2 separate regions of the Homo sapiens genome follow, and region 1 is linked to region 2. Evidence: chromatin loops called from intact Hi-C (ENCODE). Cell type or tissue: tibial artery. All regions are shown on one strand. Each heading gives the region's core, and the rest is flanking DNA. Links, peaks and the distances in the headings are about the cores only. Region 1 overlaps ARHGEF10L (Rho guanine nucleotide exchange factor 10 like). Region 2 has its middle 46 kb from the start of ARHGEF10L.

Region 1 (5,366 bases), core at 47-5,046, 180 kb before region 2:
ACACCTGCACACAAACCTATCCCCACACTTGCACACAAACCTGTACCCACACCTGCACACATCCCTGCATCCACACCTGCACACACATCTGCACGCACACCTGCACCCATACCTGCACCCACACATGCACACAAACCTGTACCCACACACCTATACACACACACCTGCACACACACCTGTACCCACACCTGCACCCACACCTACACCCACACCTGCACCCATACGTGCACAGTATCTGCTCAGCACCCATTTGCCCGTGCTTAGCCAGAGGGGGCATCACCAACATCTTGAGGCTGAGACTCTAAGTTCCCCTTGGTGACAGTGCGGGGAGGTGGGGAGGCCACAGGGTGGGATGGCTCAGCCAAGGCGGTTGCCCTGCTTCCCACATAGGCTGTGAGAACTGCAGGGAAGGGTGGTTCTGTTTCCACATGTAAATCCACATCCAAGACTGCTGGGCGGTGTTGGGCAAGAAAGGTCAGAATTGATGCGACCAACACAAAGCTGGGACCAACCCAGAACAGGTAGGGCTGGGGAGGGGGAGTGGGAGAGTTGGGGTTTCCAGGCTTGATCAGACCCCCAGCTCCCAACTGGACATTGCCCAAAAGACTCAAGCCACAGTCAAGAACTTATATGATACAGCCACGTGTTGCTTAACGACAGGAATAATGCCGTTCTGAGAAAGGCATCATTAGGCAATTTTGTCATGTGATCATAGAGTGACCTTACACAGATCTAGGCGGTAAAGCTGACTGCACACCTAAGTCATGCTGTACAGCCTGTTGCTCCTAGGCCTCATACCCGTACAGCATGAGACGGTACTGAACACTGCAGGCGACTGTAACACAATGGTATTTGTGAATCTGAACATATCTAAACATAGAAAAGGTACAGTAAAATACTGTATTGTAATCGTATAGGACCATCATAATATGTGTGGTCTGTTGTTGACTGAAAGTCACTATGCAGCACGTGACTATGTTAATATAACTGACCAGTTTCCCACCCTCTCACAGGCATGCACAGGCATCAGCTCACGCTTCTCAGGGGCCCTCCCGCTAAATGCCCTCCAGAGAGCCTGGCCCACCCCGCTCTCACTCCCCTCTCTCGCTCCCCTCCTGGGTTCCTTCCTGGGCTCCTCGGATCAGTGGCAGGTGTGTCTGCCTCACAGCTGGGCACGTGTATGCGGCTGACCCGCATCCTCTCCTGTGGGTGAGACTCCCTCATTGGGGCACCTGCTCTGCAGGACCTGTGCTGTCACTGGGCTGGTGTCACCACCCACTCTATGAAGCTCGCTTCTCTCCCCAGGTACCTGGGAGGAGCCAAGATCCCGGTCTTCACCTGTGGTCAGCAGCCCCAATCAGGGCCCACTAGTCATGTAAACACCATGGACCAAGGGTCCCAGGGGTAACTGGAGCCCTGGAAGGCTCAGGGTCAGGCAGAAGGGAAGAGCTGGCGTGGGAAAAAAGGGGAGATTTTGGGGAGAAAGAAAGCAAAGGAGAGAGAGAAGCCAAGTCAATGCCTGTACTTGCACTGCAGGACAATACAGAGAGGATAAGACACTGGCCCTGCTCACAGATATTTTGCCATCTGGAGGGAGGATGGTGCGGACATACGCACCCACAAGACCCAATGGAACACGGGGCTGATGGGGCAGAGGACGGCAGACCAGGTGGGGGCTTCAGAATCAGAGGCACCCTGAGATCCTGGCTCCACCAACGAGTGTGTGGTCCCAGTCACCCTGAGCAAGTCCTGTGACCACAATGACACAACAACTGACACGTGGTGCTTCCTCCCACCAGGCACAGCCCTGGGACCTGCATGTACACGGAGCTGCTTAGTCCTGGGGCAGGTTCTATAATTATCCCCCATTTTACAGGAAGGAAACTGAGGCCATCAGTGGGAAGGCCAGCCAACCCAGCCCCTGAGCCCACACTGACCACCATCCAAGCCCACTCAGACAAGGCATGCAGGGGCAGCCGGGAATGCCTCCTGCAGAGGTTGCCTCCTGTGGACCTTCCCTGCTACCCCGCTGCCAGGCTCACAGAGGACCATTGCGTAGCGGCCACTCTGCCTGAGTGTGCATTAGGCACTAGCCTACACCCTCTGCACATGTGACCTCATTCATTCTTCCCAACCACCCAGGGAGGGAGCCTCCCTAATTACACCCAGGGCCTGACCTCCACTGCATTAAGCCCTCAGCCTAGCAGCTGACATTCAGCGGATCCATGTCCATGGCTCTATTTGTTCCTTGCCAAGTTCCAAAAGGACTGGGCAGCTGCCCCTTGGGCATCTGCCCTCCCCCTCTCCCTGCTGCCGGGCTCAGAGGGGAGGGGGATGTGGAAGAGACACACAGAGTGGAGGGGAGGCGAGGATCGGGGGCTGGCTGCTACCAGCTAAGACTGGGGGGTGGCTCACAAGGACAGGACTGCCCCTGCCGTGCCAGCTCCCCTTCCTCACCTCCCGTCCCATATGTCCTCTCCACGATGTCTGTTCATCCGCCTTCCCTGTACCGGTTCCCTTTTTCCTCCAGGTTCCCTCCTGCTCCAGGTCAGGCTTCACCAAGCCTGTTCCCTGAGCCATCAGCGACCAACTTCTTTTTAAAATCATGAAATCTTTTCATCACCTAAATCTTCTGGTTGGGGGGAATCCAAGTGCTAGACACAGGAAAGATCTGAGCTCCTCCAGGTGAGGAGAGAGGGGCCTGGAGGCCTGACCCTCAGCCATCTACTGCCCCACAAGACATGCCTTGAGATGCTCTTCACCCCCTCCAGGCCCGAGTTTGCAACCAGCCAACTTATTTCTGACCCTCCACATAAGAAGGCCCTATGGGGTCCCAAACCCACCCCTACCTCCCATGCCTCACAAACTTCCTGAAAGGGAGTCCTTCTGAACATCTAACTTCAAGCCTTCCTGATGCTGGAAAACACTCATCTTCCTTGTGAACTTGTTCTTGTCGGAGCCTCCTGGGAAGTCTCCACAATCTTTAGAAAATCCATTTCTCAAGTTTTGCTTGCCAACTTTTAATTTAAAAAACATAACAGGGTGACAACCACAATGACACACACATTAACAAAAAAAATTAAGACAAACTGCCGAGCAGAGCCGACTCCATGCAGTGATAGGACGCGAGACCCTGCATGCTCTGGCAGTGGCCCAGACACCAGGCGCTCCTCCTCGGCAGCTCCTGGGCGCTGGGAGGGCCTGGTGCATCTTTTCACCCTCACGCCAATTTGCATACCATTACCCAAGAAGCCCTGCGCCTGAATTTCTCTTTTGCAAATTCCCACCCGTTTCATGTCATAAATAAGATAGGAGACAGAAAACTAATACAGCCCAGTGATGCATTATTCATGCCGCATCACACTCGTATGATAGATTTACAACAGCTAATACATGCAAACTAAGTTTAGGCACTAAACATGAAAATTAAGGGTGGGGAAGGCGGCTGGGGCGGGGGGTGGGCAGGGGAAATCAAGGGGCTGTTGGTGTTCAGGAGCCCAGAGAAGTTTCTTCTCTGTCCTGCTTAGGGACAAAAAGCATGAGAGCCGGTATGAGAGGCCAGTGCAGAGGTACCGGCAGGAGGCATCAGATGCAGAGCAGATTGCTGACCGCACGCGCTTCAGGAAGCACCTTCATGCTCCGAAGCCGGTTAAAACCAAGCCTCGGTCAGCTGCTCTGCAATGCCCCCACCCCCCACTTGGGGAAACATTACAGACAGAGCCCATCTCCCTGAGGGGCTTCTGGCCTTAACCACCCTTTACTGAGCACCTGCTCTGCGTCAGGCCTGGCCTTGGGCCATGGGGATAGGATGGTAACAATGGGAGCCAGCCAGGCCCAGTCCCACCCTACTCAGCTTCAGTCTGGTTAATCCCATAACCGGCCCCAGGATGTCAGCATGTAGCTGTGGTGTATGTAGGAGGTGAAATGGTCCAGACAGGCTTCTCCAAGGATGGGAAGCCCGGGTCTAATGGGGGAGGGGCTGCCCCAGTTAACCCCACCACAGCCCCTCAAGGCAGGAACCAGGCCTGGGGTCCAAATGCTGACGCCACTTGCCCTGAGTTCCAGCACTTTCCAGGAAGGACCCAGGCCTGTGCTTCTTGCAACTGCACCAGGGAGGCTGAAAATCTGCTTGGGGGAAGGGGGTTGCCATAGAAACACCACAAGGCTGGTGCGGGTGCAGGTCCAGGCAGGGTTCTCACCCTTGAGTGACACTGTTGTCCATCTGTCCCCGGCTGCCATCCAGGCAGGGACTATCCCCACTGGCCACAGACCCTCTGGACAAGCCCCTTCTGCGAATTCCTCCCTCCCTTCTCTTGGGAGGGGACTCCCTGCCCTACTTCCTTGAAGGCACAGTTCTTCCCAGGACACTTCCCTAACTGCCCCAGCGCAGAAAGAATGCCTAACCCCCCGAATCTCACCTTCCTGCAGAGTCCTGCGAGGGCCCTGCGACCGCCCTGCACAGGCGGCTCCGCCGTGGCGGAGGAAGGTGCCGGCACACTCACCCCTAACTGGCTGAGAGGCTGCGCCGTGCCCGGCCCTGGGACTCACTGGTTAACAAGGCAGTGAGGCGCCGGTGCAGACGGACAACTGCACTCAAGGAGATAATTGCAGAAAGTGACCAACACTCTGAAGGCAATAAAGCCGGGTGATGTGCTGAGACCATGAAGGGGTAGGGATGACTCGGCTGGAGCAGTCAGGGTGGCTTCACTGAGGAGGCGGCAGTTAAGCCGAGACCCAAGCTAAAGAAGAGCCACACAGGAGGGGAACAGTGCTCCAGGCAGAGGGAACAACAGAGGTGAAGGCCTGGTGGTGGGAAGGGGCCAGCATGGCTGCACACTGCAAGCCAAAGGGCCTGGCTTCTAGTCCACATCCCCATCTGTAAAATGGGCCCAGCGGGTCACTCCTCAGCGTTGCGGAGATCCAATAGCATAATGTGTATTCATAGCCCAGCCGGGTCCCCAACGCCCCACGCTGTCACTACTGTTGTCCTCCCACAAGCCAGGGTGGCAGAGACGCCAGCTCACACCTTGTCAGGGAGCAGCCTTGCAGGGCACTGGCCCTCCATGCAGCCGAGCACACCTCATGTGCCGCAGGCCTGCTATCAGCCTGTTCCCAATAAGTTTTTTTAAATTAAGATGCAACAATCATCCCACAGCCAGCTTCCCCCTCCAGCAATCGGTTAAAATGAACTCCAAACGACTGGATTAGACTTTGAAGGCGGTGCGATCTAGATCATGAACGCGGAGGACGCGGTGTTGACACGGGCCCCGGTGAGCGACATTATTATTTAACAGGCCTCGCTTCTGCCTCTGCTGGGATCAAGGAGCTGAACAAGCAGTTGGTGGGCAAGCGTAAAACCCAGAGAC
Region 2 (5,366 bases), core at 130-5,129:
TGCTTTGGTTTGATGAAGAGTAGGCAGTTGTGAAGAAGTATAATTGGAGAACAAAAGAGTCTGATCTAATGATAATAGATAGGGGGCGGTGAGGGGTGGCAGGACGGTGGAAATGGGACTTAGCAAGGCCTGATTGTTCAGATTCTTCTTGGCATCTCTGTGTCTTTGGCTCCTTTCCTTTGGGAATAGAGAGGGCACCTCCCCAGTGAAAGCTTTATGGTCTGATCAGGGAAGAAGGGAGAGGCAAAGGTGAGAGACTGCCCATCTGCTTCTGCTGTTTTCTCCAATGTTAAGATGCCATGGGCCGGGTGCGGTGGCTCACGCCTGTAATCCCAGCACTTTGGGAGGCCGAGGCAGGCGGATTACCTGAGGTCAGGATTTCAAGACCAGCCTGACCAACATGGAGAAATCCCATCTCTACTCAAAATACAAAAATTAGCTGGGCGTGGTGGCGCATGCCTATAATCCCAGCTACTCAGGAGGCTGAGGCTGGAGAATCGATTGAACCTGGTAGGCGGAGGTTGCGGTGAGCCGAGATCGTACCATTGCACTCCAGCCTAGGCAACAAGAGTGAAACTCTGTCTCAAAAAAAAAAAAAAAAAAGACTGAGTGGGCACAGTGGCTCACGCCTGTAATCTCAATGCTTTAGGAGGCTGAGGGAGGAGGATGGCTTGAGTTCAGGAGTCCGAGACCAGTCTGGGCAACATGGCAAGACCCTGTCTCTACAAAAAAATTTAAAAATCAGGCCAGGCACAGTGGCTCACACCTGTAATCCCAGCACTTTGGGAGGCTGAGGCAGGCGGATCACCTGAGGTCAGGAGTTTGAAACAGCCTGGCCAACATGGCGAAACCCTGTCTCTACTAAAAATACAAAAATTAGCCAGGCGTAGTGGCAGGCGCCCGTAACCCAGCTACTCGGGAGGCTGAGGCAGGAGAATTGCTTGAAACTGGGAGGCAGAGGTTGCAGTGAGCCAAGATTGCGCCACTGTACTCTCCATCCCAGGCAACAGCGTGAGACTCCATCTAAAAAAAAAAAAAAAAAAGGGTGGGCGTGGTGGCTCATGCCTGTAACCCCAGCACTTTGGGAGGCCGAGGCGAGCGGATCACCTGAGGAGTTCGAGACTAGCCTGGTCCAACATGGTGAAACCCTGTCTCTACTAAAAATACAAAAATTAGCTGGGCGTGGTGGTGGGCACCTGTAATCCTAAGTACTCGGGAGGCTGAAGCAGGAGAATCGCTTGAACCCAGGAGCTGGAGGTTGCAGTGAGCCGAGATCTTGCCACTGCACTCCAGCCTGGGTGACAGAGCGAGACTCCATCTCAGATAAAAAAAAAAAAAAAAAAAAGTCCAGGCACGGTGGCTCACGCCTGTAATCCCAGCACTTTGGGAGGCTGAGGCAGGCAGACCATGAGGTCAGGAGTTCGAAACCAGCTTGACCAACATGGAGACACCCCATCTCTACTAAAAATACAAAAATTAGTAGGGCATGGTGGCAGGCGCCTGTAATCCCAGCTACTTGGGAGGCTGAGGCAAGAGAATTGCTTGAACCCAGGAGGCAGAGGTTGCAATGAGCCAAGATCGTGCCACTGCACTCCAGCCTGGGCAACAGAGCAAGACTCTGTTTAAAAAAAAAAAAAAAAAGGTGTCACAGCCTCTACCCTGGAGTCATCATGGGTGCAACATGGCAGGTGAAAGTTGGAGCTGGGACATTCTCTCATCAACCAGCAATGATAATAAAGGGAAATAATAACACAGCCCTGGCCATGTGCCTGACGCTCTGCTTCATATTTTATAGAATAACTCATTTAATTGTCCCAACAGCCCTATGAGGTGGTTACAATTATCCCCATTTTGCAGGCGAGGAAACTGAGGCACAGAGAGGCAAAATCACTAGTCCATGGTTACCCAGCTAGCAAGCGGTGCCTCTAAGCTCAGCACTGCACTGATGATTTTATTAGCTCACAAACTCCCCAAGGTAATACAGCCAGTTTATAGATGAGAAAATCAAGGGTCAGATGGGAAAGTCACAGACTCCAAGATCACACAGGTAGCAGTGTCTGCACCCAAGGCCTGAGCACTTTGTTCTCAGAGAACAAAGGAGGTCTCCCCTCTGTCCGGAAGCCTCCTGAGGACAAGGAGGTTGGCTGTGGCCCCACTGGAGGCTGGACCCACCTGGGCAGAATCGTGGTGCGGAGGCGCCCTCTGCTGGCAGCAGGGAAAAGACCAGCAAAAGGAGCCTTCCTTTCCTCCCTTTGCTTCTGGCCTAGAGCAGGTTCTTGAGCACCTCCTCTGGGCCTTGCCTGGCACTGGGGATGCTGAAATGGATGAGTCATCACCCCTCTCTTATCCCCTCAGAGGAAATGAACCATTTTGAAAGGGTTATCAGCAGAGGGCTGGGGAGAAACACCTGACCTAGCCTGGGCAGTCTGAGAGGGCTTCCTGGAGGAGGTGATCTGCATTGAATGAAAGGTAGCCTGATTCAGTTCAAGTCTCTGGGACCAAAACAATTTAGGCTTCATTGGCCAGGGTAGTTGTCACAGGCCACCCTGATCATGATATCAAGAAAACCCAAGAGCCAGATGCAGTGGCTCATGCCTGTAATCCCAACTCTTTGGGAGGCCAAGGAGGGAGGAGCGCTTGAGCCAAGGAGTTTGAGACCAGACTGAGCAACATAGAAAGACCCCCACTCTACAAAAAAAAATTAAAAAATTAGCCAGGCATGATAGCACACACCTGTGATCCCAGCTACTTGAAAAGCTGAGGTGGGAGAATCCCTTAAGCCCCGGACATCAAGGCTGAAGTGAGCTGTGATGGTGCCACTGCACACCAGCCTGGGTGACAGAGCAAAACCCCATCTCAAAAAAAAGAAAAAAGAAAACCCACAGAAGTGAAATGTAAATGAGGGCTCTGATAAGCCAAGGAATTTCAGGGGGAAGTGCCTTCCAGGCAAAAGGAACAGAGAGGGCAAAGGCTCTGAACACAGAAGGTGAGACAGACCAAGGAACAGCAAGGGGGCAGGTGTGGCTGGATCAGAGTGAGCAGAGGGGAAGGAAAAGAGTTAGGGAAGGGAGCTAATAGAAAAATTATGACTTTATGTGTGGGTGTGCTGCCTAATTCACCCAATCCACCTTTCATTGTCTTTTTTTTTTTTTTTGAAACAGTCTCGCTCTATTGCCCAGGCTGGAGTGCAGTGGTACAATCTCAGCTCACTGCAACCTCTGCCTCTTGGGTTCAAGTGATTCTCCTGCCTCAGCCTCCCAAGTAGCTGGGATTACAGGCACTCACCACCATGCCCGGCTAATTTTTTGTATTTTTAGTAGAGATGGGGTTTCACTATGCTGGCCAGGCTGGTCTCAAACTCCTGACCTCGTGATCCACCCACCTCGGCCTCCCAAAGTGCTGGGATTATAGGCGTGAGCCACAGCGCCTGGCAAATTTGGTTACTTCTATGGTTTACAATAACTTAGCATAATAGCCATAATTATAATTGATAGCATATACTTAGACATTGGAATTTTAGAAATCCCATACCATTTTGGAATATATATTAGTACTATTCACAAAAATATAACCTAAAGAAGATTGACTGCCTGGCCGCTGCACTGTCTGGGAAGTGAGGAGTGCCTCTGCCTGGTCGCCGTGCAACCCTCCAGGTGTGAAGTGGCAGCCTTGTGTGTGATCTTTCTGCCCTCCCCAAGTTTGCATTTTTGACAGTAAAGTTTACTTTTAAATTAAAAGATTTAAATTGGGGAAGATTAAAAAAAAAAAAAGAAGATTGAGCATCATTTTGGCAATCTCATGTACCTAAACATGTTGAATAATCCTGTTTACCTCCTTTCTGGATGTTTTCAGTGGCCCTCTGATCCATCCAAAAAGCCAGGCATTAGGAAAGACAATTTTGAAACTGAAGTTTGATTTTGGAATTCCAGATTACCGTAAGTTCTTTATTTTGCCAAAACGATGACTCAGAAATTTTAAAGAAGCAAAAACTTTGTATAACCCTTTTGAATTTAGTCAATATGTTCACACAGAGAACCTCTTCTGCAAATTAATTTTGCCAATTCTTCTACCACTTCTTTGAACCTTCAGCTTTTTCTATCTAACTCAAAACAATCATTTAACCCTAGGCAAAATTTACATTTCCATGCCTTCTTATAACCTTTTACAAAAAAAAAAAAAAACCACAACACATTTTACTGTTCTTATACACCTTGCATGTAAATCTATTTGCAGAAGTCTCGCTCTGTCACCCAGGCTGGAATGCAGTGGTATGATATCAGCTTACAGAAACTTCCACCTCCCGGGTTCAAGCAATTCTCCTGCCTCAGCCTCCCCAGTAGCTGGGATTATAGGCGTGTACCAACATGCCCAGCTAATCCTTATATTTTTAGCAGAGACGGGGTTTCACCATGTTGGCCAAGCTGGTTTCGAACTCCTAACCTCAGGCGATCCACCTGCCTCAGCCTCCCAAACTGCTGGGATTAGAGGCGTGAGCCACCATGCCCAGCCATATTTCCAGTAGTCTTGATTGCATGTTACAATGGTGACTCTTTGGCAATTTTAACTGTAATGTAAAACCTGGTAAGTTATGTTCTGATAAGATTTGACTGTTTTCAGCATAGCTAGGGCATTGCCAATTCCACATGTCCCCAGGCCTTACCTAGCTGGAAAGCAGGCAAGTAAAACAATTGCCATGAATTAAGAATATTCGCATGGGCTGGGCACAGTGACTCACACCTGTAATCCCAACACTGGGAGGTGGAGGCGGATGGATCACCTGAGATCAGGAGTTGGACACCAGCCTGGCCAACATGGTGAAACCTCGTCTCTATTACAAATACAAAATTAGCCAAGTATGATGATGGACGCCTGTAGTCCCAGCTACTTGGGAGGCTGAGGCAGGAGAATCACTTGAACTTGGGAGACAGAGGTTACAGTGAGCCGAGATCATGCCATGGCACTCCAGCCTGGGCAACAGAGAGAGACTCCACCTCAAAAAACAAAAACAAAAACAAAAAAGGCCAGGCGCAGCAGCTCATGCCTGTAATCCTAGCACTCTGGGAGGCCAAGACGGGCAGATTGCCTGAGCTCAGGAGTTTGAGACCAGCCTGGGCAAGGTGGTGAAACCCTGTCTGTACTAAAAAGAACTAAAAATCAGCTGGGCGTGGTGGTAGGTGCCTGTAATCCAGCTACTAAGGAGGCTGAGGCACGAGAATTGCTTGAACCTGGGAGGTGGAGGTTGCAGTGAGCCGAGTTCTTGCCAATGCACTCAGCCTGGGCAGCAAAGTAAAACTCTGTCTCAAAACAAAAAAATTCACTGGGCATGGTAGTGGATGCCTGTAACCCCAGGTAGTCGGGAGGCTGAG

Evidence for each region. A loop is a pair of places that touch in the nucleus more often than their neighbours do. Peaks named below come from ENCODE experiments on the same cell type or tissue, not always from the same donor. Only the 100,000 strongest peaks of a DNase experiment are listed, where the experiment ranks them.
Region 1: a loop joins it to region 2, with 4 times the contacts of the local background. A loop is called at or near these places in 2 of 110 quality-filtered maps.

Annotation. Positions count from the first base shown.
Region 1 is chr1:17,670,283-17,675,648 of GRCh38, reverse strand. All of the region lies in intron 26 of ARHGEF10L (Rho guanine nucleotide exchange factor 10 like), which reads right to left. Among named protein-coding and RNA genes, the nearest start is that of LINC02810, 45 kb to the left of the region's middle. In tibial artery, for the core only: no CTCF peak of the experiment used is centred there; no DNase peak of the experiment used is centred there; H3K27ac peaks cover 4,794 bases.
Region 2 is chr1:17,491,272-17,496,637 of GRCh38, reverse strand. No RefSeq gene overlaps it. Among named protein-coding and RNA genes, the nearest start is that of ARHGEF10L, 46 kb to the left of the region's middle. RefSeq lists a silencer at 2,066-2,208. In tibial artery, for the core only: a CTCF peak has its summit at 2,179 (motif pointing left); no DNase peak of the experiment used is centred there.